Regions from separate parts of the Mus musculus genome. Here region 2 is linked to region 1. The links are chromatin loops, found by intact Hi-C in ENCODE. Cell type or tissue: left cerebral cortex. All regions are shown on one strand. Each heading gives the region's core, and the rest is flanking DNA. Links, peaks and the distances in the headings are about the cores only.

Region 1 (15,343 bases), core at 6,790-9,289:
AATCCAGATATTTTATTTATAAGCCAAATGTCTAGATTGGGTAGATTGAAGGCTATTCTAATTTATTACCCAGTCATTCAGTCCCTTGTTATTTTGTTTCTCCCTGCAGTGGGAGTCTGGTCCGTGGCAGCTTCCTCTTCAGTGTCTGCCCTCTTCCCTTCCCCAACCTGGAACCTCCTCTGGAACCTCCAGTCCTGTCTTACTCCCTCGAGGCTCTGCCCAATCACAGGCGCTGGCCTTTTATTGACCAGTTGAAATGGGGAGAAGGTTCACATGGCATCTGCTCGTAGGAGGCAACCTCACACTGAGGAACCCGTTTTTAGCTACAGGATGCAAGCAGCGTCAGACCCACTACAGTCTTGGGTTCGAATGCCAACATTGCTCTTTACTCCTTGCTGACCTGTAGAACCACAGTCCTGAGACTTAATAGCAACAATGTTTCATGTTATTTAGTGATAGGACACCTCCTCCTCTTCCCCCTCCTCTTCTGCATTTAAAATATTAATTCCAGTCTTAGATTTTTGGGCCAAGCTAATAAACCCATAATTGAAAAATAATTCCAGTAACTGTTTCTCCAAGTGTAAAAAAAAAATCAAGTCTTAGGAATCTGACCTGAAGAAATGCATATTTCTGATCTATAGGTTTGTTTATATGAATAAGTAAAAGAGCTATAAAGCCATGCCTACTTAGTTATGTATTTAATTAACCTGCCTTTATTGAGAAGATTGCAGCCATTTCTAGAGCGTCTGGGTCATGGGTAGCATGACCGTGCTGTGTGTGTATAGCCTGTGAAATGATTCAGGGACCCCAGAAAGGCAGTGCTAATAGATGGAGCTCTTACTGGGATGCTGTGTGGCACTTGGGTTGACCTACGCCCTCTGAAGGATCGACAGTCTGGAAGCAGATGTTCCAGAGGCTGAGATCGGTGGGTCGGTGTGAACAGTATCAGTTCACAGCAACATTAAAGCCTCTTTAGACAGAGCCATGTGCAGCCCTTTCATCTCTAGGGCCATTTCAGATCACAGGTATATCATTCCCAGCCACCCCCAGGCTGTACCTGCTTTAAGGTTTCCCATCAGAGTCCACCTTGTGCTGATGGGACCTTGTGGCTCTCAACTTTATCTTGACCCCACAGCTACTCTGCACCTGATGGGTAGGGAGGTTACATGGTTGCATGCTGTTTAGGGCGTCCCAAATAGCTGGAGCCACACTCAGATCTCCCCAGGAACAAGAGCTTTTCCTTAGCCACCTTCCTGAACGGTTGCCAAGACATTGCTGGCATGTTGTAGGTGGGTCTTTCTACACAGACCACCTGGTTGAATGTAGTTGGTTTCATGGTCCTAGCCTCTGTGCGTGAAACCACAGATCAGAGGAAGATGGGAAGGAAGCTCAGGGCCAGAAAGCCAAAAGGTTGGGAGGAGAAAGGGACCTTTCTGGGGATATGGGAGGCTCAAGCAATTTAGAGCTTACAGGACTGCAGAGATGGGAGACTGGGACCTCAGCTCAGAGTCAGGAATTTGAACTACAGAGCTGTCTCTCAGCCGGGTGGGGAGGGGCTCCAGGCAAGCAGGCTTCCTCTCCTCCTTCCTGCAGAGGGCACCATCTCACTCAAGTAAGCTTTCATTCAGTGCCCCTGATTCTGACAGCCAACCCCACCCACACTGCTCACTCAAAAACAGACTGTGGTGGGGCATCTGTCTTTGTCCCACAGGCTTGTCTGTCTGTCCTCCCAGGTCCCCCTGAGCTGTAAATGTTCCTCAGAAGCAGGCTTTGTTTTCTGTTACCTCATGCTCCAATCTAGGCTGTTTGCATTTCCTTCCATATTCCCGCCTTGCACACCGCCCCCCTCCCCCAGTCTACCATGTGAGTTGCTTGAGGTTTATTTCCAGCTAGTTTAGCTCATCCCTGTACCCAGCATCAGCCCTTGGGGTCTGTGCATCCCTTAGGACAAGGGGTAGTTCACAGAAGGCAGGGCAGCATCTTGATTCTCACCGTCTTTAATCCCTTTAGATCTCCCATCCCTTCCCAAACTCGGGGAAAGGAAGGAGTGGACGGAAGGACGTGGAGTCTCATGCTTCATGCTTGCTTCTGTGTCTGTGCTTGGGAACCGATGGTCATTGTTATCTCCATTTATTTGAACAATCCTTTATTCTTTGCTCATACCTTTGAGTTCAGTTTAACAATATTGATTTCCTCCTAATGGAACACAAGCCCCATCAGATCTCTAATGCACATGGAGTTATGTGCTGTTTGGAGAGGCAATGCCGCCTAGTGGCGGAGAGCTCAGGATGCAGTGGCAGCTGACACACATGGCCTCCTCACATTCTGCCTGGGGTGGAGGGTGGAATCTGCAGTCAGCTTGTTTGGTCTCGGTGATGAGCAGGATTTTCCCAAACTATTAAAGCCAAGGTGTCACTGGCCAAGTCCAACCAGCAGCTCGGCGTCTCAGGTTGCCCTCACCTCTTGTCAAGGAGGCACCAGCTTTGGCGGGACAGGCATCTTGATGGAGACTCTATACTGGGGATGCACACGGGACAATCAGGCCCTTCTCGTACGCACTTGCTTCTTAGCCCCTTAGCTCCCCTGGAACACCAACTTGCAAACCTTCGTTTGGCGTTGCTGTTTAATTGGTGGCAGTGAGGAATCCACTGGAACATTTGAAGGGCTTGGGGGTCTCTTCCCTAGAGTCGAGCAGCCCACCCATCTACAGTATTAAACACTCATAAAAGCAAGCTCTAACAATTCTGATGGTATCTTGAGATCATAACGATTTGTGTGTGTGAGACACTTGCTGCTGCGATCTATTCCAGGGAATGAGCTAAACTCCTCAGAAGGAGAGCTGCGGTTTTAAAATGCATTTCCAGGGAAAGAGCGATGGCTCGGCAGTTAAGACCTGAGTTACCACGTGGGCTCACATGTGTGTGCATAGGCACACGTGTGTGGTGAGAGAACAACTTGTATTGCTTCTCTCCCTCTGCTATGTGGATCCTGGGGCTGGAACTCAGGCCTTCAGGCTTGGCAGCAAGCACTCTGCCCACCGAGCCATCTTGCCAGCCTAAGACACTTGCTCCATTATCTTGTGAAAGAGTGTAATGGTAGACATGTGACTGCCACATAGAGCTGGAGCTGGTTCACACCCACACCCAGAAGTAGCTGATCCCCTTTCCCAGAAAGATACAATCTAAGAAAAGCTAGATCTAGTGGAGGAACCAGGAAAGGAGTGATGGACAGGGAGTCTTTAGGGCACTGCTTTGTTCTCAGCACCTCATTCCCTGCAGAGCTACACAGAGATGCACGGTAGTCAAGCTTGGGGAACCGGAGCTAGACCCTAGGGAGAAACCATAAGAGGGGCAAGAGAACAGCAGTGCAGTTCTCAGAAGAGACTGGAAAGAGAATGATCCCTGAGGGCTGAAAGAATCTGCCTATGTCAGCCTGGAATCCTGTATCCCACCAAAATGGAAATCAAGACATTCTCAGTTAGAGGAAAATCAACAGAATTTGTCAACAGCAGACTCATTCCTAGTGTGATGGTTTGTATATGCTTGGCCCAAGGAGTGGCACTATTTGGAGGTGTGGCCATGTTGGAGTAGGTGTGTCTCTGTGGATGTGGGCTATAAGACCTCATCCTAGCTACCTGGAAGTCAGTCTTCCACCTTGATGATAATAGACTGAAGCTTTGAACCTGTAAGCCAGACCCAATTAAATGTTGTCCTTAGAAGAGTTGCCTTGGTCATGGTGTCTGTTCATAGCAGTAAAACCTTAACTAAGACACCAAGACAATAGCAAGATAGCACTTTATACAGAAAGGGAACGAAAGCAGGAGTTTTTGGAGCACCAAGAAGGACGGAGAATACAGTAAGAGCAGAAATACAGGCAAACTGAAAGACTTTCCCACCTGCACCTGGACCAACAGGAACACATGGCATCTCCACAACATTCCATCAGGATATAGGCAGACACAGACATTTATCAAGGTGGCTAACATCCTGGGCCATATGAGAAATTAAAGAAAATCTGATTAGAAAGATTTGAGGTCACACAGAGGATGTTGTCCAAACTCGATGGAACCAAACCAGAGAGCTGGAAAAACATGCAAACACTGAGAAACTAAGGAGTGTACCCACATCATCCATCGGTCTGTCCGAACATTGGGAGGGAGAGGGATAATGTGCAGAACTGAGTGCAAGCAATAAGTTATCAGAATGTGTGGGGCTCGGCTGGAGCGGCAATGGCAGGGAGATCCTGGTACCAGGAGAGGAACAGCCTCAAGTCCATCATCTGCTTCCCCCGCAGAAACTAGGAGAGCAAACGGGCCAGGAGAAAGGACATTATAAAGTAAAAGCAAAAACCAGTGACCCAAAGCCCACGAGCAAATAGGGAAACAGAAGGACAAAAAACAGTGATCAATAAAAATAAAAGCTGCTCTTTGAAAAGGTCGATACAGTTCACAAATCCGCAGTGAAACATGAGTCACAAATACTGGGAATGAAGTGAAGGGCATCAGTGTTGACCTGCAGGCATTTAGAGAGAAGTGGGGACCGTGCCGCACACTGCCTGTACACAGGAAGTGGAGAGGGTGGTACACACCTCCTGTCCACAGGATGCACACAGATATTTGTCAGCTGAAATAATGTGGAGCAATTATTTGAAAAGCAGTAACCTAAGGACTGTTCAACCTGGTTAGAAAGCCAAGTTTATAGTTAAACTTCCCCCCAAAAGAAATCTCTCACTGAGATCTCTTGCCGGTTTTGAAGGATAAATGTACGAAACACTTAAGGAGTCAGCACAAGTGTTTCACTCTCCTAGAAACCTAAAGGAGAAACTCCCAACCTCTTCTACAAAGCCATGTAGATACACATGATGGCTGTGGGGGTGTGCCACGGTCTAGCCTGTGCTACACACAGGGGGGAAGACAGCTCTGTGGAGTCTGTCTCAGCCTGTGCTACACACAGGGGGATGACAGTTCTATGGAGTCTGTCCCTCTTACCGCTACATGGATCCAGGGATCAGACTCCAGACTGGCGTCTTGGGTGGCAGCCTCCTTTACCTACTGAGCGATCCTGCTGGCTAGATATAAAATTCTTAACAGAACATTAGGGAATGGGCTTTAAAAGCATGCTGAAAGAGTTATATACCACGGGCAAGGGTGGTTGCGAGACCAGGGATGAAGACAGAGTCAACAGTAGAAAAGCAAACAATGTGGACTAATTTTTTTTACTTATTTATTTTTTAATAGATTATTTGGGAATGTCACATCATGCACCCCGATCAGGGTCACCCCTTAATCTTCCCACGTCTGCCCCTCAGCCCTCCTACCCCTCCCCCTAAAAGGAGAAAACTAGTCTATCTTGTGTTGTCTGTATACTCTCTGGAGCGTGGTCAGACTCCTAGTCCCCTCCACACCCCCTGGGAGGGAGAGCCTTTTTCCACCTGCGTCTATGCCAGGAGTCACCAACTGAGGAGAGCCTAAGTCCAGCTCTCCCACAAGGTGCAGTGGGACTACTTTATTAATAAGCGCGTGAGGTATCTGTTGGTGCAGGGCACCAAAAACCAGGCTCGGACAAGACAGGCAACACCAAGTGCTGGTGAGGACTCAGGGCGGCTGGAGCCGTCACTCACTGGTGACAAGACGCTGAGTGGCACACCAGTGTCCTCATAGGTATCTGTCCCAGGAAACCCAAAAGGTCCCCATGCTGCCTCCGCAGCTCCCTATGAAATTCATTACTTCACAGTAAAAAAGAAAGGGAGAAGGCCACGGTCCTGGGAGGCCCGTGCCAAAACTGAAAACGGGGTCTTCCATCTTTTATCCAGAGCTTAGTTTCTGTAGCAACAACTCAAGATACTTCATTTTCCTCTTGCAATCTCAACTAGAGGTCAGAGCTGGTAAGGTCTCCTATTTCTTCGCCTCCTGGCATCAGGAGCAGACCCTGCACTTCTCTAGTTGTTTACTGAAGGACTGGACACGCCCCTGCCCTTGGATGCATCAGAGTCACACCTGAAGGTGCCAGGCTGAGGACTGTGCTGCAGGCCAGGTTAGGTGTACCTCTCTCCAAAGCAAGGGTGTCGTCTGATTAGTAGGACCGAAGGCCTAACACTGCATTCTGTTGTCTCCAGGCCACTCTCAGGGATACACACCTCTGGCTGGATGGTCAGACCACAGCACTCACATTCCCCAACAATCTATCTCTTAACATCTTTGGCATAAAAGACTCAAATACAAGAAATCAAAATTTCTGAGTCTTTTGAGTAAAGGATGTGTCTTCTTCCAACACTACTACCTTAGGGATTAGCCCAGGGACAGAAGAAAATAATCAGAGAGGATTCCTGTGCCAAAGCCTTGTCTGCAGGCAGCCCGTGGCTGTAGCTATCTGACAAAGTCGAGGCATAGAAAGGGTCAGCTGTATCCACAGTTAGTGTGTGTGGTTCCTCAGGTTCCCAAAACTTCACCAGGAAACTAATTTTAGATAAAATATTTCCCTGGGAAAAGTTTCTGCTCCAAGTTTTGAAACATCCAAGCTTGTAAACATAATTACTAGATAGAACTTTCTTGAAAGGAGTGGGTTAGCAGCTCTCTGCCCACACCACGGCCAAGTACTGAACAGTGGATCTGACACTCAGGTTCCGTGGTCACAGACTTGGTCAACCTTGAAATGAAAAGTCTGGATTTTCCCCCTGGTCTTTATTCCCTAACAACACAGCGCTTACCCTACATCGGTAGCACAGATGGCCACGAGGTCCATGCAGATCCTCTGATGTCTCAGGGACTTGTCCTGCAGAGGTCTTGGAGGTAGGCGGTCCTCCTGGATATGGAGGATTCGGTGCTTACCAAACAGACACTGCCTGTGTACCTGCTTCTCCAGAGTGGTAGACACAGCCTTGGGTCTGAACACAGGCCTTCTCTTCTTCATGGGGTGCAAGCAAAGGCAGACACATCTAAATCTGGGGAGAGGGTAGCTTGGATATCAAAGGCTTGGCCGAGTGTTGAATTAGCATAAGCGTGGGGTTCTCAGCAAGGAGCCCTGGTCAGACCTTTGCACATTCCAGTTCCAAAGCTGATCCAGGTGGGAGAGCTGTCCCTTCATGCAAACATTTCCACTTAGCCTCAGCCCCTACACTGTGTCCTGGCTCTTGTCCCCTAAGAGCTTATTAGAAATTTAGCCTGTCAGAAAGCCACATGTCAGGCCCAGCTTGTCAGCCTTGATGTGGAAGCAAGGTACCCAAGGGTCCTCATTGACATTAGGCTGAAAGGAACTTCTGTCTGCATCCCTCACTAGCACACCATCACTATCACAGGGACCCACAGAGCGGGCCACTGGAAGTGCTAGCATCCCCATGTGCAGGAGTCATTTCCACCAAAGTGAGAGGTGCTGGGTGCCCCCAGGGGAACCGCATGCACCTCATCTTCCCACTGCCTTACAGGGGCCATGATAGCCACAGTTTACAAACAATGAAAATAAAGTTTGAGATTCAACAGCTTGCCTGGGCTCACACAGCCGAGAAATACTAGAACCAGGAGCCATGAGAGCCCTTCACCCACCGAGTCACTGTGCCTTCCACGCGTCAGAGAACATGCTGGAATGAGAAAGGATTGCAGAGGGGGCCTGGTCATGCTTGGATCACCAGTGCCAGCCCACAGATCCTGTCGTGCTTCTCAGCCCAGCAGATCAGGCTGTCCAGGCACACGGACCTTGCTTTGTAATCTCTTAGCCTCTGTTCCTTCCCCCTCCCCACACTCAGCTCAGCCCTTTTGATCACACAGCTCTTGTACTCCTCCTCGTGACTGAGGACAGGTAACACAAGGCCAGTCCCTTGAGTATGGTTGAGTCTTTCTCCTTAGCCACCTAGCTGGGCAGATTGAGGTTTTCTGAGATCAAGTAGTTTGTTAGAATGGCAGGTCAACCGAAATAATTCCCATCAACCCATTTCTTTGTGAGACTTTTGAGTAGGCAAAGGATCTGGCCCTAGAGAGCCAAACCCTGGGAATTCAGGTTAGTGCTGCAAAGGCTGGCACAGGTTCTGATGTGGGCCAGACTCAGGGCTAGAGGAGGGAAAGGAAGAGGAGGAAGAGGAGGAGGTGGAAGAGGAGGGTGTGGCTCCTTCCTCAGCTCATAGTGCTGAGGGAAACAATGAGCAGCTGAGCCTTGCAAGTCACTTATATCTTTGTTAGTAGCTGAAGTTTTAAAGGTAAAATGGAGTGAAACTGGTGATGTTTTATTAACTACATATATCAAAAGCAGCATCCTAACGTAATCAATATGATGATTAAAGACACTCTACACTCCTAGCCTCCGGCTGAGTCTTTGAAACCCAATGTCTATTTCTACTCTACCCTCAGTGAGCCATCACCCGGGGGTTATGCCAGCCCCTGCAAAGCTACGCTTGTGACTCTGGTCCGTCGGAGTGACAGGCCCTGTGACGGTTGCCTTGAGGAGAAGCTGCTTGCCCCTTGGAGGACACACTAGGTCCCCATGGCTTACTCAGCTCAGACCTGTCCTCAGAGTTGGAGGCTCTTTCTAGGAACTGGGAGACTCTAGCCAATTAGGAGCCACCCACCCGCCCGCCCACCCGGTGCGGTGCGGTGCTGCAGTCAGTCAGCCTGCCTTCCCTGCATCTCCCCTGCACCAGCACAAGCTGCTTAGCATCGTTGTTGTGCCTCGTGGGTGTTGTGTCTTCCTGTAATAGTGCACACAGCCACTTCGCCGCTCTCTAATTTCTGCCTCCCAGATCCTCTCAGGATCGTCATACATGGGGTTTGTGCAGTGCAAAACCCTCAGTGGAGGAGGCTTTCCCCAACTAATTTATGCAAATGCCTTGTAAGAGAAAACTCAGCCTTTGTCTCTTCCCCCAGCCTCTTGTAATGAGCTGTGCAACAATATTTTTTTTTTTGTTTAATGGATGAGGTATCTCTGAATTAGTTACGAACATATTTCTATACTGAATAAATTTTATTAATGATTTTTTTTAAATCACCACTAAGCCAGTTGATGTGTCTTATTAATGACTGGTGATAATCCTCTCTCAAAAGCAGTCCTGTAAAATCGACTGCAGATAAGAGGCCAATCATCAAAGAAATACAGATCTCTTGATGCAAACCTGCTCCGTGGCCATCTGTATGTTTTGTGTTACCAAAGTACAAGGTGAAAGCATTCTCTCTCTCTCTTTTTTTCTTTGATGCAGAAAAACCTTTGGCAGCTTTGGAGTGAGTTCACCCACACAGTGGGGATGGGTGGGTATTCCTACACCTGTCACCCCGGGTTGTCACAGTGACCCTCTACTCGTGGCATGCACTGTGGTAACACAGTGAGTGTTCACATTTAAAGGTTGCTCAGCAGTTTATGTCAGAGCTAACGGAGCCTAATAAATCCAGGTGTTCCTCACTCCAGAGGGCTGGCAGAGCCTGACTCCGGGGAGGTGAGATGGGAAACAGGTCCGGACTAACAGTAACCAGCTGTCGGACTTCAGCTAGGCCACTCCCTTCTTGTGACTTCACTTTCTCCATCTGGAAAATGAATGATTGATGACAGTGCGTCCCTACTAGGGATGACGCAGAGGTAGAGAGGGTGAGGTGGGCTCCGCGGAGGAAAGACCTTTAGGGCAACCACTGAGGTCCCTCCAGGGTGCGCAGGACTTGGGCGGTGGCTGCTTGCCTGCTGACTGAGAGGAGAGTTGCCACTGCTGTGTGTTCTTCTGGAAAGGGTTGGTGGGTGGGGCGAGCCAGCTCACGATTCATTCTTTCTGCATTGGGAACTGCGGGGGCTTTTCCCACCCAAGAATCCCCCGTCTTATTTATTCTTGCCCCCAAGTGCAGACCGACAGCTTGATACCTAAAGCTGGGCTCAGTGGGCGTAAAGGGACCATTGCCCAGTTGTCTGCAAATTGTCTTATCCCGTAAAGGATTCTACATCACTCATAACATCATATGATGATGCAGTAGAAATACGAAACCAGGACTCAGGGCAAATACAAAAAAATACACAGAGGGGCTGACAGCTGGCACTGCAGAACTTCCTGTCTGAGTTGGAGCTCCTGGCAAAGCAGAAGGAGAGATCCAGAATTCTCGTCTCCCAAAAAGAGTTTCCAGAAGGTCTCCACGTGAGCGTTTCTGGGATGGTACGGATGGTATCGGTGAAGCTTCTCCAGATAACGGGTTAGATCACAAGCTTCCTTTTCCTCTTTTCTCTCTTTTCTGGGTCTCACTCAGCAGTCCAGGCTGGCATGGAGATTGTGGTGAACCTCCCAGCCCTGCCTCCCAAGAGCCCGGGTTATAAGCTGTGCCCCTCTCATTTCTTTCTTTAAAAGAAATTTTTTTTTTTTTACTATATGCATATGAGCACACTCACTGTAGCTGTACTCAGACACACCAGAAGAGGGCATTAGCTCCCATTACAGATGGTTGTGAGCCACCAAGTGGGTACTGGGAATTGAACTCAGGACCTTTGGAAGGGCAGTCACTGTTCCTAACCATTAAGCCATCTCTTCACCACCACCCCACCCTACTTTTATTTCCTAATGACAAATTTTAACCAAAACCTTTTCCATCAGCCCCACGGGGATGAGGCAATGCTCGGGCCAGTGAAGCTTGTTTGTCTGGTTCAAGTGCACAGACTTCCATGGTCTCACCATGGTCTCACCAGGTCAAGGGTGGGGTTGGAGCACCCAGAGGTGCATGCCCTCAAACCTTCTTGGCACATGCGCTCAAACCTTCTTGGGGAAACCTCTCTTAGTGGATGTCTCTCCAATCTCATGAACTTTGCTGCATATAGTATTAACTGCTAGCCTGGGACAAGGGCTCAGACAGCTTATCCATCAGGCGGTAACATATTTTGTTCTGGTGCCATAACAAAACCCGTGGCCAGTAGGGCGGCCATGCAGCCCTCGAGCAGCTCCCTGGCCCCAGCCCATCTTCCTGCTGCTACACTGCAGAGAGAAATGGCGGTGTGGTGTGGTGGCACCAGGGGACTGGAGTTGCCGATCCTCCCCCCTGGCCCCGAGAGGAAACTCAGCTCTTCTGCACATACTGGCAATGCAAGTCCCTTAACGGTGCTCCACTCTTCCTGGATAGGGAGGAGCATACCAGGATGAAGAAGATCGGGGGAGGGGCTGCTACTGGAAAAGTCCACCACAGCCAAAGCAAGGGCAGAAAGAAGCAAGAGACTGGGCAGACCGGAAGGGCGGAAGGGCGGAAGGGCTGCCCGTAGGCTGGCTCAGCCCTGGAGCACCAGCAGGGACATCCGGCCTGGGAGGTGGCAAACTTTAACCAGCTCACCCTTTGCAGGTCTGAAAGAGCTCACAGAGGTAGGACTGGTCCGATCTTAGAGGCCCAGACTGAGGAGAGGCAGAACAGCTATCTCGGTGTCACAGAAATTCTACGAAAACAGCTCCCTGTGCTGCTACTCTGAGGCATGTGCCTCCTGTCTTTGATTGTGGGTCCCGGTGACACACGGCAGGCTCTGTCTTCTCCAACAGGGACTGACAGCGGGCTTGCTTCCCACCAGCTGCTCTCCTGCCCAAGCTGTTAGGAATGACAGTGCCTGATCCCTCCTCCTTCATCAGCGCCATGGAGCACCCCTTCTGGCCGCCCCCTTGTCGTAGCTTTAATTACTATTTCTCCTGCTCCATAATACAATTAATCTTTCCTTCTAGCTGAGATTTATGACCATAGAGGCCCAGGGGATTTTTGAGCAATTTACCTGTAGCCATGGTCTCTGATTACCCACAGGGAATTAGGAAGTGGGTCTGTGTACAAAGTCCACAGGGTATGGGTATGGGTATAGGTATAGGTATAAGTATATATGGGCAAATGCTTGCTTTAGGGTGGCTTCTTGTCACTGTTTATGCAGCTATAGCCTTTGGGACCATGGATGGAGGGGACCACAGAGCAAGTGATCTATTTTCTTAAGCTTCCATAAAAAGACAGGTGTGTCCAACCTGCTTGTGGGAAGGCAGTGGGGGCGTGAGAGCTTCCCCAGCACGACTGTGGCAGGCCCCTCCCAGGGAAGGGCAGCTAAAGAAAAGCTAACATGGGGCCACTTCCACAGTCCCTTGGAGGAATAAGAAGGACCTGTCAGGAAAAGCAGGCAGGTGCATTAGCCTGGATCGTGTCAAGGCAGAGGAGTACTAAGCACAGCTCCCTGGAGACAGTACCCACCAGGGATAGCAGCTGCTGCTTCTCCCACACCTGAAGCCCTGGGAATTCCTCAGCACCAATGTGGCTGCTGTCAGCATGTAGTCTCAGCTGTGCGCAGATGTCGGTAGAGGAGAAATGGGCAGAGAGTTGTGTCCCCTGTGCACAAAGAGGCATTCTGTGTGATGTGGGAAAGCAGGAAGCAAGTCAGTCAGGCTGCCGAGTTTGGTTGATAACAGTGGAACCTGCCTCTTGAGGTCTGTGGGCCTAAATTCTGGACCTTTCTGTGTCTCCGAGACCACAGAGTAACTTTTAGCTTTCAGTCATCATGATACAATACCCAAGAAAGTTACTTAAAAGTACAGGCCCTGGCTCCCAGTTGCAGAGATCCCGACAATCCACAGCCAGCTGCCTCCATCACTGGGGGCTTGTGGTGAGGACAGAATGCCACAGCAGCAGGCATGCTCAGCTCTCAGTGGGCTTGCAGCACAGAGACAGGAGGGGTCTGGGACAAGACATCTGCTTCAGACGCCTGTCCCCAGGGTGCTCCTTCAGCTATGAACCCTCTGCTGTATTAACCCTCTGACGAGGCTAGCCCACCAGGATCCGATCTCACTCCAACAGCGTCACCAGCTGGCACCCAAGCCCTGGGCACACAGGCCTCAGGTGGCTTTGCAGCATTTATGAACCAGGCTGAGGCAGCTTGTGGAAAAGCCTGCCTCTCTGTAAGACACTTGCAGCTGATAAAGTCATATGATAAGTGGTTTTGGAGTTACACCACCACCCTGTTTGAAAATATACTTTGCTGTCCAACCTTGGTAAAAAAAAAAAATAACAGCAAGCTACCTACAAGGACATGGCCAGTTCTAGCGCCTGCTCTTGCACCTTTGTTTTGAGCCATCTGTTGTCTGACTAGGCCCGTCCCCCACATCCATACCCCAAGCTCCGAGATATTTTCAAAACCACGTAGACGTGGTGCATGTGAAAACTTGAGGCAGAGATCCAGCCGATAGGGACGGATCTCGGGACCACATCTGCTGTCCAGAGGCACCAGAAAGAGCAGATGCAGTGCCATGTCCCCTCCAACTCCAGACAAGGTGTGCGCCAGCCTATAAGGCTAAAGGTCACGGCCGTGAGCTAACGTAGGACACAGTACTGGTTATCCCGTGTGAAATCTGCATGCAGTGTCTTGTGGTAGGCACGAGACCTGGTAACCTGGAGAGCCTAGCGACCAGCCTAGCGATCACTTCCTCTTCCGAGATCCCCAAAATGGGAAAATGTGCTTAGGCCTGCAGCAGGCCTTGATTACTCTAAAGAGCCTCCTGATCCAAAGGGGGCCACACAGAGCACACAGTGCCAACGTGCCTGCCTCGCTTTATTATTTAACTGTTAGCAGACTAGTGTAACAACTCCCGTGCCCGTGCTGATGGCCTGATTTTCCTCATCTTGTTTCCTCTATTTGCTTAAACACCCCAAGTCTCCCCCAATACCTAGGATATGTCAAACAGCGGGGACACTGGAGCTGTTTCATCTGTGGACAGTCCCACCGAGGAGGACCTTACTCAGCCTGACTGCTGTGCCAGGTCCCGCTCTGTCTGGAGGCAGGTAGACTAGTACAGCCAAGGGGACAGGGGTCCATGAATTCTGCTGGCCGCTCCCCTCTCCTCCCTGAGACTCACAACCTTCACAGGGTGAGCCTGGGGTGGCGAACGTGTCTTTCCTGTTCCCCAGACCTCGAGTTTCCCACGCGGATGGCCGAACTCTTGTCTGCTTGAAGGCAGAGGAAAGAGCAGGTCAGCTCTAAAATCCCAGCTAGGCACTGGTAGCAATCAATATGAAGTATGACTGGTCTCTGTGCTGTGTGCATAAGAACTGAGGCCCTGGTCCCAGCGAGCTCAAATGAGAAGCCACCAGCATTCCCTGCTCAACTGGCAGGGGTGCCATCTTAGTGGAAATATTCTCTGTCTGGTCTGACCCAGTCCCACTGAGTGTGCTAAGCATGCCCTCGTGGCCCTTGCCACAGCCTTTGAAGTAGACATTAGTATTCCCACACAGAAAGCCCATGGCGGAGACCCACAGTGACCATGTATACATCCTAACCACGTGTCCTCTCCCACAGCCCTGGTGAGGGCCCAGCTTTGTGAGGCCTGTCTGTCCCACTAATCTTCATTTAATTCCCTCCCCGCAGCCTATTGTCACGGAGGGCATCCCTGCTGACAGCCCCTCTGTACCTCCTCATCTGAGTGGCATCCAAGAAAGGGCAGGAGGAGCCGCACATTAGCCCCTCAGCGTGAGCGCAGCCATTCTGTGCTGCTCTCCGGATGCTCTTATGTGGCTTCAACAAAGAGAACAGCTGCCAAGAGGCCACACTGTCCCCACAGAACGAACGCCCCAGGCTGGCAGCTGCCTGAATCCGCCAAGGGAGACACCAGCCAGTGGAGGGAGAGGGCAGCTCAGCCAGGCCAGCCCTGCTTTTCTCTGTGTGTGTGTGGAAGCTGTAATTTTGAAAGCCCTCCTCTGGTTCTCTGTGGGCCAGTGGAAGATAAGGAAGCAGCAGCAGCTGTCTGGAGACCAGATCGGTTTGCTATAACCAGCAGGCAGCTTCCCTCACAAATCATTGCAACCCCGGGCAGCCATTTCTATCCTGACTGCTTGCTGCTCCCAGCCCAGACCCTTAGGCCAGAGTAAGAGAAAGAAACTCTCCTGCCGCCGCCTTGTGCATTAGCCACACCGTCTTGGGTGTTATTCACAAAGCAAGATACACAGGTTGCTTATTGCTTTTCTTCCTTTCTTTGTCTGTTTTTGAGAGTCTCCTGTTGCCCAGGCTGGCCTCAAACTTACAACCCTCCTGCCTATACCTCTTGGGTGCTGGGATTACAGGCATGCCCCACTATGGCCAGCACTCCATGTCTCTGGGATGATTATAATCTGACCTTATTGTTTTTAAAGGGGGTGGGGAAAGACTTTTGATTTTAAAACAAAAACAAGAAAGACCTCAGACTCATTACAGGTCTGTCTGTCTGTCTATCTCCAGGACACTCAACTGAGTAGGGTGGAGGTGTGCCTGTAAAACACGACTTTAGACTTTGTCTAAAGCTGGATGTTTTCCTGAGGCTGGGGTTCTAGGGAAATGGGGTTTAGCTTTTCCCACAGGAGGGTAGCAGTAGCAAGGCCTTGTGTTGGCAGATAGGGAGAGCTACACTCTCAGTCTTTCCTCCT
Region 2 (15,343 bases), core at 8,639-11,138, 380 kb before region 1:
AAAAAAAAAAAAAAAAAAAAAGAAAATCAGGCTGGCTATGAATCTTGTTTTACTTGCCTTCAAGGAACCCAGACAGACCTCTTCTTCTTCCCTCACGTTAGAGACACTCCATGCTGGTCTAATTCACTCAGATCCTACTTCATACAGAGCCTGTCCCAACAAAGGGCTCAGCACAGCTGCTAAAGCTGCACCCCAGTCTGGAGGTCTCTCTGGGCCAGGTTGTCCCTAAGTGTCTGTGAACACTGACCTAGGAGGCACTGTGAACTGGGCATCGGACACTTCTTTCCTCATACCATGTCCCCTCAGAATGCCTGTCCCTCTTCTCTTGTCCTCCAATCCAACATCCGTGAGACCCCCGTTGGTGATGACCCAGTGTGTCTACTGGGTCACAAAAGCCTGATTCTCAGGGCTGGTAAGATGGTTCAGGGGGTAAAAGCACGGACTGCTCTTCCAAAGGTCCTGAGTTCAAATCCCAGCAACCACATGGTGGCTCACAACCACCCGTAATAAGATCTGACGCCCTCTTCTGGTGCTGTCTATAGACAGCTACAGTGTACTTATTTATAATAATAAGTCTTTGGGCTGGACAAGCAGGGGACTGAGCGAGCTGGCTGACCTGAGCAAGCAGAGGTCCTAAATTCAATTCCCAACAACCACATGAATTGGGAAGGACTTAGGCTGCAAATGATTCTTTAGGAAGTTGTTTTATTGCATTCCTCATTGCCGTGGGGCCTGGACCTGACTTTTAAAATTAAGATGGGATTCTCTGCATAAATATTTCTTGGAATTGTATGATTAGAATGTTCTGTTTGAAACTGTAATCTTTTCTGTACCAGAGACAGAAAACCCACTTGCCTCCCCTCCATGCCTGGAAGTGAATCAAGGGCTTAGACTAAGTTCCCAAATATCCAGGAAGCAGTGGAGTCGCTCTGAGTATGCAAACTGACAAGAGTGGGCTGTCGGGTGTGAAACACATGTTCCCAGCAAGAAGCAAACCAGACTTTCTGAAGGAGTTGACTGATTAGAACTTCCAAGCTTTTGGAAGGTTACATGTCCAGAGCCTGGACTTTCTTTAGTTCCCTAACAGTCATTCCTCATCCACCAGTGTCAGACTTAATGTTCTGTGACCTGCACAGAAAAGCCTTTTGGAATGTATTCACTTAACAAAACTGTGGTTTCGACCAGCCAAAGGGCTAAGAGGGCCATCAGACAGCACCTGAGGCCTTTCTCTGCTTTGCTGTAACTCCTTGTTAATGATTCTGAGACCAATGTGGAAGGAGCTTTGATTTATGACTTTGTTCCTTTGCTATAAAAACTTCATGAAGCCGCTACCACACTGGAACATGGACTCTGATCTGTGTTCCTAGGCCGCGCTCATTCACATCTGGCTCCAGAATAAACTCCCTTTAACCTGCTTTGAGGTGAGTTACGTTTTTGAGGTATGGACCAGACAGCGTAAAACATGGCTGCAGTTACAAGATTCATTCTCATTCTTGTGGTTTTTTTTTTTTTTTTTTCTTTTTATATCCCCGATCTTTTTTTTTTTTTTTTTTAATTTGCAGTGGGATAACATTATCTAGAAGGAGAATCCTAGGTGGCTTGGCTTGTTCCCAAACAGAATTCCCAAGGCTGAAGAAAAGAAGTGGGTTATACATCTTCCTGAAGGCCAGGCCACCAGAAAGCAGCTGTGGTTGTTAGGCAGAGGGAAACCCATTGCTGGCCCCGGCCTACTTTCTGTTTCATACTCTCCTCTCCGGCCACCTGCCCACACTATGATGGCAGAGCTCTGCGGTTAAAATAGAGCTCCTGTAGCCTGTTAAGCCAGACCAAAGTTCATCCTGGGAACCAATGAGTTTACTCGTCACTTACAGATGGATGGTGACCCTAAAGCAGTACACATAGGAAGATCAGCACCCAGCATGGACAATGACTCCCTCATGGCCGTGTGCTGTAAATATTATCTTGGGGGATTTTACTCTACTTAGACCATACGGTTCCCAAATAAAAGACACAAATCTTTTAAGGCATTAGAGCTGGACAGGTATCAAGCCTCTGTGTTTGTCTATTCCCACTATTACCTGCCATGTTACACCTGGACTGTTCTCATGGCCATGTGCGCCAACCTCATGGCAATTCTTTCTCCCCAAGCCCTGGAGACCTGAGGCCCCACCCATCTTCCTTCTGCCTAGCTACAGGCTATAGGCATCTTTATTAACCAATTTTGGATAACTTGCGGGGCCAGGTTTACACAACAAAAGCTGGTATATGTAAGGATCTGCTCATCTTGGAGCAACCAGATCTTGGGGTACAGAATTTAGCATCTGAATACAAGCAGCACCCGACCAAACGCTACCACTGTATAGATGGGACCCCTCTTCCCTTTGTTCAGCTCTCCCCATTTAGACACTCTTAGCCTCGACAGAAACCTGGAGACCATGTGACCATGGAGGCCACATGCAGTTAGGGCAGAATTGCATGCTGCTGGCTGAGATGAACAGCTGGATACTAAGGAATATCAACATAAGCTGAGCTATGGTGACCTTTTGTAAGCAGGCACAGTTGAACTCTTGAAGATGGTGTGTGTCTATTTGGCTCAGAGAACTGTCTCCACTCCACCTCTCATCTACTAGCCTAGGCCCGGTGCCTACTGTATCACTTATCTGATGAATAACTGAGCACACAAGTTCTGACAGGTACTACACAGACCTTGCCAGCCAATAGTATCTGAGCCATCACTGAACTGAAATCACACAAATGGTTAAAGTCTATCTATTCTTTTTTTTTTTTTTTTTTTGGTTTTTTGAGGCAGGGTTTCTCTGTATAACCCTGGCTGTCCTGGAACTCACTTTGTAGACCAGGCTGGCCTTGAACTCAGAAATCTGCCTGCCTCTGCCTCCCGAGTGCTGGGATTAAAGGCGTGTGCCACCACGCCTGGCTCCTATCTATTCTCTTTGCCTCTTTCTTCCTCACTTTCTGTGGGAACAGGGTTCAAACTCACGGGCTTCCATATGCTAGGCTCCCCCACCCCCATATCTATTTCCAATTAGCAGAAGCCAGAAAAGAAATACAAAGTTTATTTCTAAAACTTTAAGTTAGCAACTAGAGAGGAGTCTTGCTTAGCTTGATCTTTTCTTCTATGTTCGAAAAGTATCTCATCTTTGTCAGGAGTTCCTTGGCTTTTTCAAAGTCACCTGAAACACACAAAGAGATAATGAGACCAGGAAGCAGCCAGTACATCCCAGCTCTGGCATCCGAGGCTGCCAGATCTGAGGGCCCAAAGGCTGTGGCTTCGCTTGAAGGTGAGCGTGCTCTACAGCAACATTTGCCAATGTCTAGATATATTTTTGGCTGCCATAAGCAGGGAAGTAGAAGTGAGACCTACTGGGTGAAAGGCAGGGACGATGTGAAAGATCTTAGCCTCCCTCAGAAAAAAAAAAACAAAACATCATTTCACTAATGTCAGTCAGGTTGAGAAACTCCAACCTAGACAAACACTACACAATGTTAAAGCTAAAGTCAGCCGGGCATAGTGGCGCACACCTTTAATCCCAGCACTCGGGAGGCAGAGGCAGGTGGATTTCTGAGTTCGAGGTCAGACTGGTCTACAAAGTGAGTTCCAGGACAGCCAGAGCTATACAAACCCTGTCTCAAAAAACCAAAAAAAAAAAAAAAAAAAAAAAAAAAAAAAAAAAAGCTAAAGTCAAGGTCTTTTGTAGCCAACCCTGAGAATATTAAATATTAAAAAAGATCAATAATTAAGAGGGTTGGGGAGATGGCTTGGTGTAATGTGCTTGCCACTTAAGCATGAGAGTGCTTGCTGTACATGAAAGCACACTTGGGAACCAGAGGCAGGTGGAGCTCTTAGTTCAAGGCCTGTCTGGTCTACGAAGTGAGTTCCAGGACAGCCAGGGCTACACAGAGAAACCCTGTCTTTTTAAAATCCAACCAACCAAACAAAAAAAAAAATAAACCAGTATATAGAAAATCTAGAGAACCCACCAATAAGTTTGCTTAGAGGATATAAGTTATACGGAAGCAAACTTTAGCTGGTCTCCTATACCAGACCACAGTTAAGGTGGTAGCTCACATTTTTAATCCCAGGACCCAGGAGACAGAGGCAGCAGCCAGGTATACATAAAGTCAGCCAGGGCTATAGATAGAAACCCTATCTAAAGAACCAAAGAAACAAATACCACCACCACCACCAGCACCAGCACCACCAAAGTCCAAACCAAGCCCCCATGTGCCCTGTCCCCTTTGTCCCCTTTTCTGTATCCTTTGTTGCTTCCTGGTCACTCTTCCCCACTGCTGCCCACGTTTTCTTTTCATAAAAGACAATTCATTAGAAATGTGAAGCCGGGCCGGGAGTGGTGGTGCATGCCTTTAATCCCAGCACTTGGGAGGCAGAGGCAGGCAAATTTCTAAATTCAAGGCCAGCCTGGTCTACAGAGTGAGTTCCAGGACAGCCAGGGCTATACAGAGAAACCCTGTCTTGAAAAACCAAAAAAAAAAAAAAAAAAAGAAATGTGAAGTTATTTAATATTTACTGAACAGAAGGTATTTCTATAACTTTCCACCCCCCGAGGAAAAGTCTCAGTGATGATTGAAAACTTGTACCTCCAGTTCCAGGCACTCCAGGGCACCAGGCACACATGCAGTACACATACATGCATGTAGGCAAAACACTCGTAGACATAAATAAAAATAATTAAACAAAGAAAAGAAATAAAATTAATAAGTCTAAAAGGCCCAGTGTGTAAGGCACACACTTGCTGCCGAGTATGACAACCCGGGGGGACTTCATGGTGGACGAAGAGAGCTGACTGTTGCAAGTTGTCCTCTAATCTCCTCGTGATGCCCGCACACCCGCACACCACACACTAAATCAGTGTAAGTTAGAAAAGACATGGAATACCTTGTTCAAAAGCGCTGTTTATATTGTCAGTAAATTCTTTCTGTTTAGCTGAAAGAGAAAAATAAATGTTTTAATTTTCCTATCTAAATAAACTTACAAAGCCTACAATTGTAATTAATAGACTTGTTATATATGAAGACGGTACTTTGTGACCATGCTGCTCTATACAGAGTTAGGACCTGGGTTCAAGGTTTTATGAACTTTGCCTTTCTGTAGTGCTGAGGGCTGTACCAAGGCCCTAGGCATACTGTGCAGTCTCTACCATGGAGTTACACTCTCAGTCCTTGCATCCTTTTGACACAGGGCTTCGCTGTCTGTGTTGGCTAGGCTGGTCTTGAACTCACTATTCTCCTGCCTCTCTTGTGACCGGTTAGCTTCATGCCTGTCTAGCAGCTATTGTTGAATGCAGCACTGACAGGCCCTGTATACATTTTCACCCATGCAAGAAGCGGGGTGAAGGAAGAGAGCTACAGTCTGGATAAATCTCCCTCAAAGATCCTAATGTTGAAAGCTTGGCTGGTGACCTGAGTTGCCAAAAGTTGAGGTGGAGCCTAGTGGGAGGGGCTTAGGATATGAGAGGCAGGTCCTGGAGAGGAATCCTGGGATAAAGACTCTGTTGTTTCTCTCCTGCCACATTCCCAGGAGCAACTGGAACCACCATGGACGGAACCCCTAAAACTGTGAGTCAAGAAAAAGCTTTTCTCTTGTTTTCCAGGAATTTCTTAACTTGAGGGAAAGAGAAGGAACACAGGTGTCAAGTGTGAGCTTTGCCTTTCTTGCAGTCTTCCATATGTTAACAATCCACAGTCATGGCATTTATTTCATTCATTACCAAGTGTTTAGGAAACCACTCATAACATATACAGCCAACCAGGAAAACGAAAACATTTTCATTACATATCGTAGAAGAGAAAGCACCAAGAGCAATACAGGTATGGAGAAATCACCCTTCTATGGTTGCTCATTATAAAGTGAGGATTTTGCAAATATGCAAAAATGACAGCTAGGCAGTAGTGGCCCATGCCTTTAATCCCAGCACTTGGGAGGCAGAGGCAGGCTGATTTCTGAGTTCGAGGCCAGCCTGGTCTACAAGAGTGAGTTCCAGGACAGCCAGGGCTACACAGAGAAACCCTGTCCAAAGTTCCAAAGACGCAACTATCACTGCTTATTTTTCTCTTCTAACATTTATAGCCGGTAAAGATCATCCTTGTGTTGCCTAATTTTATGTCAACTTGATGCAAGTTTGAGTCATCTGAGAGGAGGAAACCTTCACTGGGCTATAGGTAAGCCTGCAGAGCATTTTCTTTTTAAGAATGATCTATGTGTATTGGTGTCTTACCTGCCTGTATGTATGTCTGTGGGAGGTGTCAGCTCCCTGGAGCTAGAGTTACAGACAGTTGTGAGTTGCCGTGTGGTTGCTGGGAACTGAACCCAAATGTTCTGGAAGAGCTGCCAGTGCTCGTAAGTGCTGAGCCATCTCTCCAGCCCCAGAGTATTTCCTTCCTTCCTGCCTTCCTGCCTTCCTTCCTTCCTTCATTTCTTTTTTGAGTATTTTCTTATTTAATAATTGATGGGGAGGGCACAGCCCATTGTGGATGGCATCCCTAGGCAGGTGGGTCTAGGCAGACATCTCCAAGCTGAGCAAGCCAGTAAGCAGCATTTCCACATGGCTCCTACCCTGACATCCCTCAGTGATTGACTGTTACTGGAAAATCTGAGTGTAAATATTTATTTCAATAAACCATCCTCAACCGGGCATGGAGGCTCACGCCTTTAATCCCAGCACTGGGGAGGCAGAGGTAGGCAGATTTCTGAGTTCGAGGCCAGCCTGGTCTACAAAGTGAGTTCCAGGACAGCCAAGGCTACACAGAGAAACCTTGTCTGGAAAAATCAAAACAAACAAACAAACAAACAAACAAAAAAACCCCATCCTCTCCAAGTTGCTTTAGATCATGGTGTTTTATCACAGCAATAGAAACCATAACTATGACAACCCTCAGCTGTGAGAGGGTCTCATTCAGTTAGCTAAGGGCATTATGTGCAAAAAAATGGGGAAAGGACTTCTGCTTGAATGACAGCAGGACACAGTTACACCTTTAACCGCAGCACTGAGGGAGGCGGGAGAATCAGTTTAAAGTCATTCTTAGTTCCAGTAGTGGGTTTAAAGCCACCCTAGGTTACACAAGACTGTTCAGGACATACACAAAAAACAACAAACCCAGTAAAATAAAGTGCTCAGTGGTCGAGCACTTACCCAACAGATTTAGGTTCCTTCTCTGTGTAGCCCTGGCTGTCCTGGAACTCACTCTGTAGACCAGGCTGGCCTCGAACTCAGAAATCTGCCTGCCTCTGCCTCCCAAGTGTTGGTATTAAAGGTGTGCACCACCACACCCGGCTAGATTTAGATTCCTAACAGAAGAAAAATATTTAAGACTGTGATATAAAAATCCAACCTAAGTGGGTGGAGATGGTACATACCTTTAATTTCAACAACCAGGAGACAGAGACGGGTGGATGCCTGAGTTTCAAGCTAGCCTGGTCTACAGAGCAAGTTCCAGGACAGCCAGGGCTACACAGAGAAACCCTGTCAAAAAAACCAAAAAAACCCAAAAAACCCCAAAAAAACAAACAAACCAATCCAACCTAAGCTTTTGGCCCACTGTTCTGTTCTACAATGTGTGTGTGTGTGTGTGTGTGTGTGTGTGTGTGTGTGTGTGTGTGTATGCAAGTATTGTGTAGGTCAGAAGTCATTTGTGTGTTACTCCTCAGGCAACACCCAACTTTTATTTTATTTTTAAAATGACATTAATTACTTAGAGTGAGAGAGTACTTGGTTGGGTGTGTGTGGGTGTTTGTGTGTTGTGTGTGCCCCAGCAGCTGTGTGGAAGTCAGAGACAGCATGTGGAATTGTGGGGATTGAACTCAAGTTCTCCTGGTTGTGCACCACGCACACATGTACACAAACACCTTATGACCCCAGGCCTTGCCCTGTAGCAGCTCTGTGTGTCAGTCTCCACCTTTGGGCCAGTTCTGTGAAATAACTAACTAGACCTATATCCCCTGCAGGCTTTCTAGTGACCCTTGACTGATACACCATGGAATGAAATGGAAACTGAACAGGCTGGGTCAGAAGGTCAGGGTTTAGGCGATTGCTCTGCTGCAGATCTGTGTGATCCTGGGGCATTTTTACTAACTTCTACCAACTAGCGGGGTCATTTTCATCCCCAGAAATAACGACAGCATGTAAATAGCATGCTAGATAGAAGCAACTGTTGCAATACTTGGAGTATGATTACATTATTTTTTTTTATTTTGTTTTTTCCGAGACAGGGTTTCTCTGTATAGCCTTGGCTGTCCTGGTTGATTACACTCTTGCTTAAAGCTATCTTCCAAAGTCAGTTCTTGCATGACAATTAAGGCCAAGAAGTGATTTTCTTCCTTCCTTCCTTTTTTTTTTTTAAAGACTTATTTATTTTATGTTTATGAGTACACTGTTACTCTGTTCAGACACACCAGAAGAGAGCATCGGATCCCATTACAGATGGTTCTGAGTTACCCTGTAGTTGCTGGGAATTGAACTCAGGACCTCTGGAAGAGTTCTTAACCGCTGAGCCATCTCTTTACCCCCCCAGCAAGTGTTTTCCTTCTCATTTCCCCTCTAATGTGGCCGTGTCCTCCTTGGGGAAATTAAGCATATTTATTATCATTTTTCCCTTTACCTCTGACAGTGGCTTCTATCTCTTCCATGGCGGCCTCACTTTGGGCGTCTGCGAGTCTTTCATTGATTTCCATGATTTCCACAAGGAACTGACTGTCTGCTTTGTAATCTGTCCCTTCAGGAATTTCTATTCCCTGGAGCTTTAGCTATTGGGGAGGAGCACAAAGAAAAGGAGTTTGGTTAGGAAACATTCAGTGTTAAGTAAATACTGCTCACTCCTTCAGAGTACACGGCACTCCTGGGGGAAGCCTTGAGTGTCAGGTGAAATGGAGCCCAGAGCCTAGTACATGCTAAATAAGCACTGTGTCCCTTCAGAAACTTGAGCTGTCCTAGTAACAGTGAGTGCTGGTATAGGACCTCACTCTGCTGAATGTACCATCAAAGCGATGGTTGGTACCTCACACATCTCAGATGTTAAGTGAGTCTTTATAAACTTTCCCTCCAGTTCTAAAATCGCCTAGATGTCCTTACAAAAAGACTCCCAAGTACTCTTTTTTTCTTTTTTCCTTTTTTTTAGTTTTTCTTTTTCTTTTCTTTCCTTTTTTTTTTTTTTTTTTTTTTTTTTTTTTCCGAGACAGGGTTTCTCTGTATAGCCGTGGCTGGCCTCGAACTCAGAAATCTGCCTGCCTCTGCCTCCCAAGTGCTGGGATTAAAGGCAGGCGCCACTATGCCCAGCCCAAGTACTCTTATCAAATTCATTGAAAATAGTTAAAGCAATAGTTAAAGCACTACAATCAGGGGTGACATTAGGATATGCAAAAGGATCCAGGTCTGGCTTGGTGTGGGGCTGCATCCCAAGTTACTCAGGAGGCTGAGGCAGGAAGATCACATGTCAATTCCAGCCTGGGCAGCTGAGTGAGACTGGTTCAAAAAGTAACAAGGCAGCTGGGGATATAGTTGAGTGGATTCAAAACCTAGTACCATCAAAGCGAACAAGCAAACAAATGGAAGCAAGCAAATGAAAGAAAATCCAGTAATCATCAAGCAGGGGCCATAGCTCAGTTCAGAGTGCTTCCTTAGCACAAGGCACTAGGTTCAATACCCAGTACTGAAGGAAAAGAAAAATTAGGAACGAGCTGGATGTGGGTGTGGTGAAGCAAGAGAATTAATAACCTGGAGCCAGCCTGGGCTACAACCAGTGATGTTTTCTTTCAAAGGAAAATACAAACAAACAAGATGGATTTACAAAGAACACTGATTATTCTTGCATAAAAATTTAAAATTTTTTTTCTTTCTTTCCTTTCCTTTTCCCATCATTTGCTTCCTGGACCAGGCTAGGTCTCATACAGAGGAGTCCCAGACAGATGGGTTGGGAAATCACCTTACAAGATATAGTCCTCTGGTCAGGGGAGCCTGAAGAGTCTTATAGGCATCATTCACCAGGGTGGAGTGCTTGTCAGAGAAGTGTTTTTCAGTCTGTTCACAGAAGTAAAAACAGTTTTATCATTACAAGAGCTGGTCAAGCTGGCGTGTGTTCCGTTATCTGGGAAGCCAGATAAAAGCTGGGAGGAAATGACAGCTCTGGGGCCTGGCTGTCTAGGGGCAGGCTGCCACAGGGTGGAGCTAGCAGCCCAACTCTTTCCCAGAGCAACAGAGCTACCCACCCAGTTGTGCCCATACATGGGGACTATTGGGGGGAGGGTCAGTAAATACCTGAGACTTTTGGCTGAAGAAATCTGGGTGGACAAGCCGCTGCAGTTGCTGGTACCTGTGCTGAAGTTTCGTAACGTCCACCCTGAAGGAGCGGTTGCTGGAAGAAAACCAGATATCATTCATAGTTCCAGCCATTTACTACAGTCTGGTTCTGCTCTCGGGGAGGATGCAATAAACGCGTAAACAAAGGTTATTTTTAAGACCTGGTAGCTGCAATGAAGGGAAACAGAACAGGTTCGGAAGAGGTGGTATAGGTATGACATCAGAGAGGAGACCCAAAGGAGCGAAGATCAGAAAGGGACATGAGCGGAGAGACGACACTGACCTGGCTGGAAGGTCGATAGCTTGACGCATTAAGGGAGGTTAGTGTAATGCATGGTAAACTCTTGGTGACTGAGGGTCTCTATAGGTTGGGCAAGAACTTTAGTGTCAAGCCACTCCCTACTGCCAGGCCTCTTTTTATTTTTTATAAAAAAAGATGGATTAATTTATTTAATCTATGTGAGTACACTCTTGATCTCTTCAGACATACCAGAAGAAGGCATCAGATCCCATCACGGGTGGTTGTGAGCCACCATGCGGTTGCTGGGAGTTGAACTCAGGACCTCTGGAAGAGCAGCCAGTGCTCTTAACCACTGAGCCATCTCTCCAGCCCCTTTTTACTTTTTTATTTTCTAAAAGATTTATTTATTTATTATATGTTAGTACACTGTAGCTGTCTTCAGACACCCCAGAAGAGGGTGTCAGATGTCATTAAGGATGGTTTGTGAGCCATCATGTGGTTGCTGGGATTTGAACTCAGGACCTTCGGAAGAGCAGTCAGTGCTCTTAACCGCTGAGCCATCTCTCCTGCCCCACTTTTTTATTTTCTTATTGGTTATTTTCTTTATTTACATTTCAAATGTTTTACTTTTTGAGACAGAGTTTCTTGTTCTGTTTTTTGTTTTTTTTTGTTTGTTTGTTTTTGAGACAGGGTTTCTCTGTATAGTCCTGGCTGTCCTGGAACTCACTTTGTAGACCAGGCTGGCCTTGAACTCAGAAATCCATCTGCCTCTGCCTCCCAAGGCGTGGGCCACCAACATCACCCTCAAGACAACACTTTAGCCTTCTTTATAGGTGGGCTAACAGGTATGTCATTGGGTCTAGAGCCTTGGCATTACAAAATTTGGGTGTGGGAGAGGGAGAGGGGGAGGGGGAGGGGGAGGGGAAGGGGGAGGGGGGAGAGAGAGAGAGAGAGAGAGAGAGAGAGAGAGAGAAATAGAGCTAGAAATACCTTATAGACTCCAAACTTGCTATATAGCCAAGTTTAGCAACTTAAAAAAGAAATCCTGGGTGTTACTCAATTGCCCAGGGCTGAAAATTTTGCTCCTCCTCCTTTAGCTTCCTGAGTAGTTGGAATTACAGATAGAGACTACTATACAGAGCCTTTGATAACTAGAAGCAGGTATTCTTTATTTATTTTTGTTTTTTTAGAGAAAGGGTTTCTCTGTGTAGCCCTGGCTGTCCTGGAACTCACTCTGTAGACCAGGCTGGCCTTGAATTCAGAAATCCGCCTGCCCCTGCCTCCCATGTGCTGGGATTAAAGGTGTGCGTCACCACTGCTCAGCTTTTTTTTTTTTTTTTTTTTTTATTCTTTTAAAGCATAGTCCTGGGATTTGAACCCAAACCTTGGCTAATACAAGGATGTGTTTTATCACCACTATGAAGTAAGGATTCAGCACTCCTTTCTTTCCAGGGAGTGATTCCAACTGAGTCTGTGCAGTCTGCTACTGTGCAGCCCTGACTGTAGGATGCAAACTGGACTCTGTATCTTTTTGCTTTTGTCTGGAGGTTGGGATCATAGTTGAGTACAGCCACAGCGGGCCCTCCCATTTTAATCTTTAGTTCAACTCTGCGCACACTTCGGTACCTCTCCAATCTCTGAGACAGGGGAGGAAAAAGGCAGAGTGGAGGGGCTGGAGAGATGGCTCAGTGGTTAAGAGCACAGACTGCTCTTCCAGAGGTCCTGAGTTCAATTCCCAGCAACCACATGGTGACTCACAGCTATCCGTAATGAGATCTGATGCCCTCTTCGGGTGTGTCTGAAGACAGCTACAGTGTACTTACATACAATCAATAAGTCTTAAAAAAAGAGAAAAGGCAGGGGGGGGGGGACAAAGTACAGAGAACACTTCTTGGTGTCTCTCCCTCAAATTCTCAGCCTGAATTAAATTTTTGTTTTCTTGAGACAGGGTCTCACTGCTTAGCCTATGTTGGGTTCCCACTTTTGACCCTTTTCCTTCAGCCTACTGAACACTGGGATTTTAGACATAGGCTACTACACTAGGTTTGTTTTGTTCTTAATTGCTTTCGGTTTTTGAGACCTAGTCTCATGTAGCCCAGAGTCTCATCAAACGTACAGGCTCAGCTGTACCCTCTGAGTGCTGGACTCACAGGCATAACACCAACACACCTGGCTTGTTTTGTATTTATTTTCTCCGTTAAATAAATAATTTATTTGCGATGAGATGTTCCCTATTTGTGTGGTTGGCCTCCAAGTGGGGTATCATCTCCTACGGTTGTCTAGCATGCTTTTAATCCTGGCATTGGTGAGGCAGAGGGGGTTGGTGGAATTCCAGGCAGGCCAGGCGAGACTTCAAGGTGAGGCTAAATTAAAAAACAAACAAACAAACAAACAAAAACCTCTCCCAGTTCCTGTAAGTTTGGCCAATGGATTTTCCAGAAGTCTCAGCCCTCAAACCTCCCTATACCGTAAACTTGTCCGTTTCTGTTTGTTGATGTTTAAAAACAAGGTCCTTGTAGCTACTGCTAGTCTTGAATTCCTGAACCTGTGTTTTCCACTTTACAAGTGCTTAGATCACAGACAGGCATCTGCAACTTCACTCCTGTTTGACCCCCGCCTCCACCCTTATCTTCTCTCCAGTCTGTAACTTTATTTCCTCTCCGTCTCAGGAAAACTCCTAAAATCTCACTAGGTACTACTTATACCTATGGCCTACACTTATCCATCTTTGTAGTTGTTTTGAATCAGTCTCGGCAAATTGCCTAAGATGGCTTTGAACTGTGGTCCTCAGCCTCAGACCCCCCCAAGCTGGCTGGAAATTACAGCCCCGCAGACGCGGCCCCAAGCCTAGATCGCTCGGGTTACGAAGCCCGAGCTGCTTTCCCGTCACGACGCGCCGCCCGTACCAGTTCATGAGGCTGAAGTAGTCACGAGTGGGGTCAGGAGGCTGCAGAGCGCGGCAGTGTGAGCAGAAGAACTCATCCCCACACCCGACTTCCCTTGCGTGACCGCAGTTCCAGCACTGCGGTGCAATGCTCTTCCCCGCGGCGGCATTGCTGCCCAAAAGTCTCCTTCCCAGGAACCCTGCCAGCCGCACCTCCCACACACCCAGCAGGGCACGGGCTCCGCATCCCCACATTGGGACGGCCGCTCGCTGACCTAGGTAGCAAGACCCGAGGGAAAGGAGGAAAGACCGTCTCGCTGCTGATTGGTTAAGGGAGTCGAGGAGGCGGGATTAGCCGCGGGAAACCAAGACGTCGAGTCCCGTTCTGCATGTTAAACTACAACTCCCAGCAAGCCTTGAGACTAATCGCGGCAGTCATCTTCGGGCTTTCTTACTGGTCCTGCCGGGGAGGAAGGCTTTTTGATTGGTTGAGGGTGGAGTTTGTATCCGTAGGTTTAGCGCCACTCCACTGGCGGAGGCTGTGCAGTGTTTGCGGCTCCTGGTGGTCTCACGCGGTGAGTCATAAGTGGGAAACTTTAAGTGTTTGAGGAGTCGAATACCGTTCTCATGCTTCTTGTGCAAATGGGCCCTCTGCAGCTTCCGCTTTGTCTGCTTTCTTGTGCGAGCGAGGGGGCGCTGTGCATAGTCAATTCTTCCTTTTTATCTGCCCTTGGGGCGCGCGGGGGGGAAGCGGGGGGGAAGTTCACTTTCCTTGTTCCTTGTGAGCTGAAACAGGTCTGGGCACATAGGAAGGCACAACGCCGGGCTGTTCGTTGCCAGAGCGAAGTAGTTTTCATAACGAACATTATAAATGTTCATGCCAGCCCCTAGATGGCTTTCCCCAAATACCTACTGAGAACCCGATCTTCGCTGCTAGGCTCTGCAGGAACTGAAGAGGGTACGTCTGCATACTCAGCATACGTGAGGGGTAGGATGGCAAGGAATGGATAGGAGACAACCAAGCCATTCTCAGCTTCTGTACATGAAGGAAGATGGTGTAATGCTTTGTAAGTGGCCTCTGGAATTCTATTCATAATCCTGGGATTTTGCTATGGTCACTTTTTTTTCTCCCCACTCATGAATGGGCCTGTCTTTCATTTTGAGGTGGTCATAATGTGCCCGTTCCTTTAAATTTCTTTATGTATTTTTTTTAATCACGTGTCTAAGTCTGTGCAGTGCGCACGGGGGCCAATAGAGGGCATTGTATCACCAAGAGCTGGAATTACAGGTGTTTGTGATCTTTTGGATGTGGGTGCTGGGAACTGTACTCTTGACTCCTTAACTGTCTTCATTTTGTATGTTTGACAATACTGGGAGTGGGATCCAGTACTTTGCTTCTGTTGGAGAAGTGATGAACCATCTACCATTGAGTTATAGCAGCCACATGACTAATTTTGGGTAGAGATTTACTTTACTTTTAATTATGTTATCTGTGTGGGAAAGTGCAAGTGTGAGCTCTGGTGATTGCAGAGGCCAAGATCCACTACAGAGCCACTGACTTTGGAGTTATAGGAAACCTCGAGCTGCCAGATTTGGTGCTGAGAACGTAGGGAAACTTGGGTTCTGCAAGAATAGTATGTGCACTTTCCTGCCGAGTCCTCTCCTGCTCCCTCCCCTTCTCCACTCTCGAATCCAGAGCCTTGTTCCTTATTGTTGGACTCTTGTTTTCGAGGTCGGATATGAAGAGTCATCATCAGTCCCACAGCAGCACCTCCTCGAAGGCTCATGACAGTGCTTCCTGTTCACAGTCCCAGGGTGGCTTCAGCCAGCCCCAAGGCACTCCTTCTCAGTTGCACGAGCTCTCACAGTATCAGGGTTCGTCCAGCTCCT

The links. Hi-C counts contacts between places; a loop is a spot of excess contacts. Peaks named below come from ENCODE experiments on the same cell type or tissue, not always from the same donor. Only the 100,000 strongest peaks of a DNase experiment are listed, where the experiment ranks them.
Region 2: it touches region 1 in a loop (2.3-fold over the local background); 7 of 42 quality-filtered maps call a loop at or near these places.

Annotation. Positions count from the first base shown.
Region 1 is chr5:111,206,498-111,221,840 of GRCm38, forward strand. All of the region lies in intron 6 of Ttc28 (tetratricopeptide repeat domain 28), which reads left to right. Among named protein-coding and RNA genes, the nearest start is that of Gm35628, 21 kb to the right of the region's middle. In left cerebral cortex, for the core only: no CTCF peak of the experiment used is centred there; DNase peaks (open chromatin) are centred at 7,976 and 8,692; H3K27ac peaks cover 693 bases.
Region 2 is chr5:110,826,021-110,841,363 of GRCm38, forward strand. Hscb (HscB iron-sulfur cluster co-chaperone) reads right to left here and starts at 13,757. Exons shown (of 6, transcript NM_153571.2): 1 at 13,476-13,757; 2 at 10,287-10,383; 3 at 9,960-10,049; 4 at 8,635-8,779; 5 at 4,916-4,963; 6 at 3,050-3,191. The coding sequence starts at 13,708. The coding sequence ends at 3,100. It overlaps Chek2 (checkpoint kinase 2), which reads left to right and starts at 13,963. Exons shown (of 15, transcript NM_016681.4): 1 at 13,963-14,028; 2 at 15,186-15,343. The coding sequence starts at 15,193. RefSeq lists an enhancer at 12,561-12,590. In left cerebral cortex, for the core only: a CTCF peak has its summit at 10,194 (motif pointing right); a DNase peak (open chromatin) is centred at 10,203.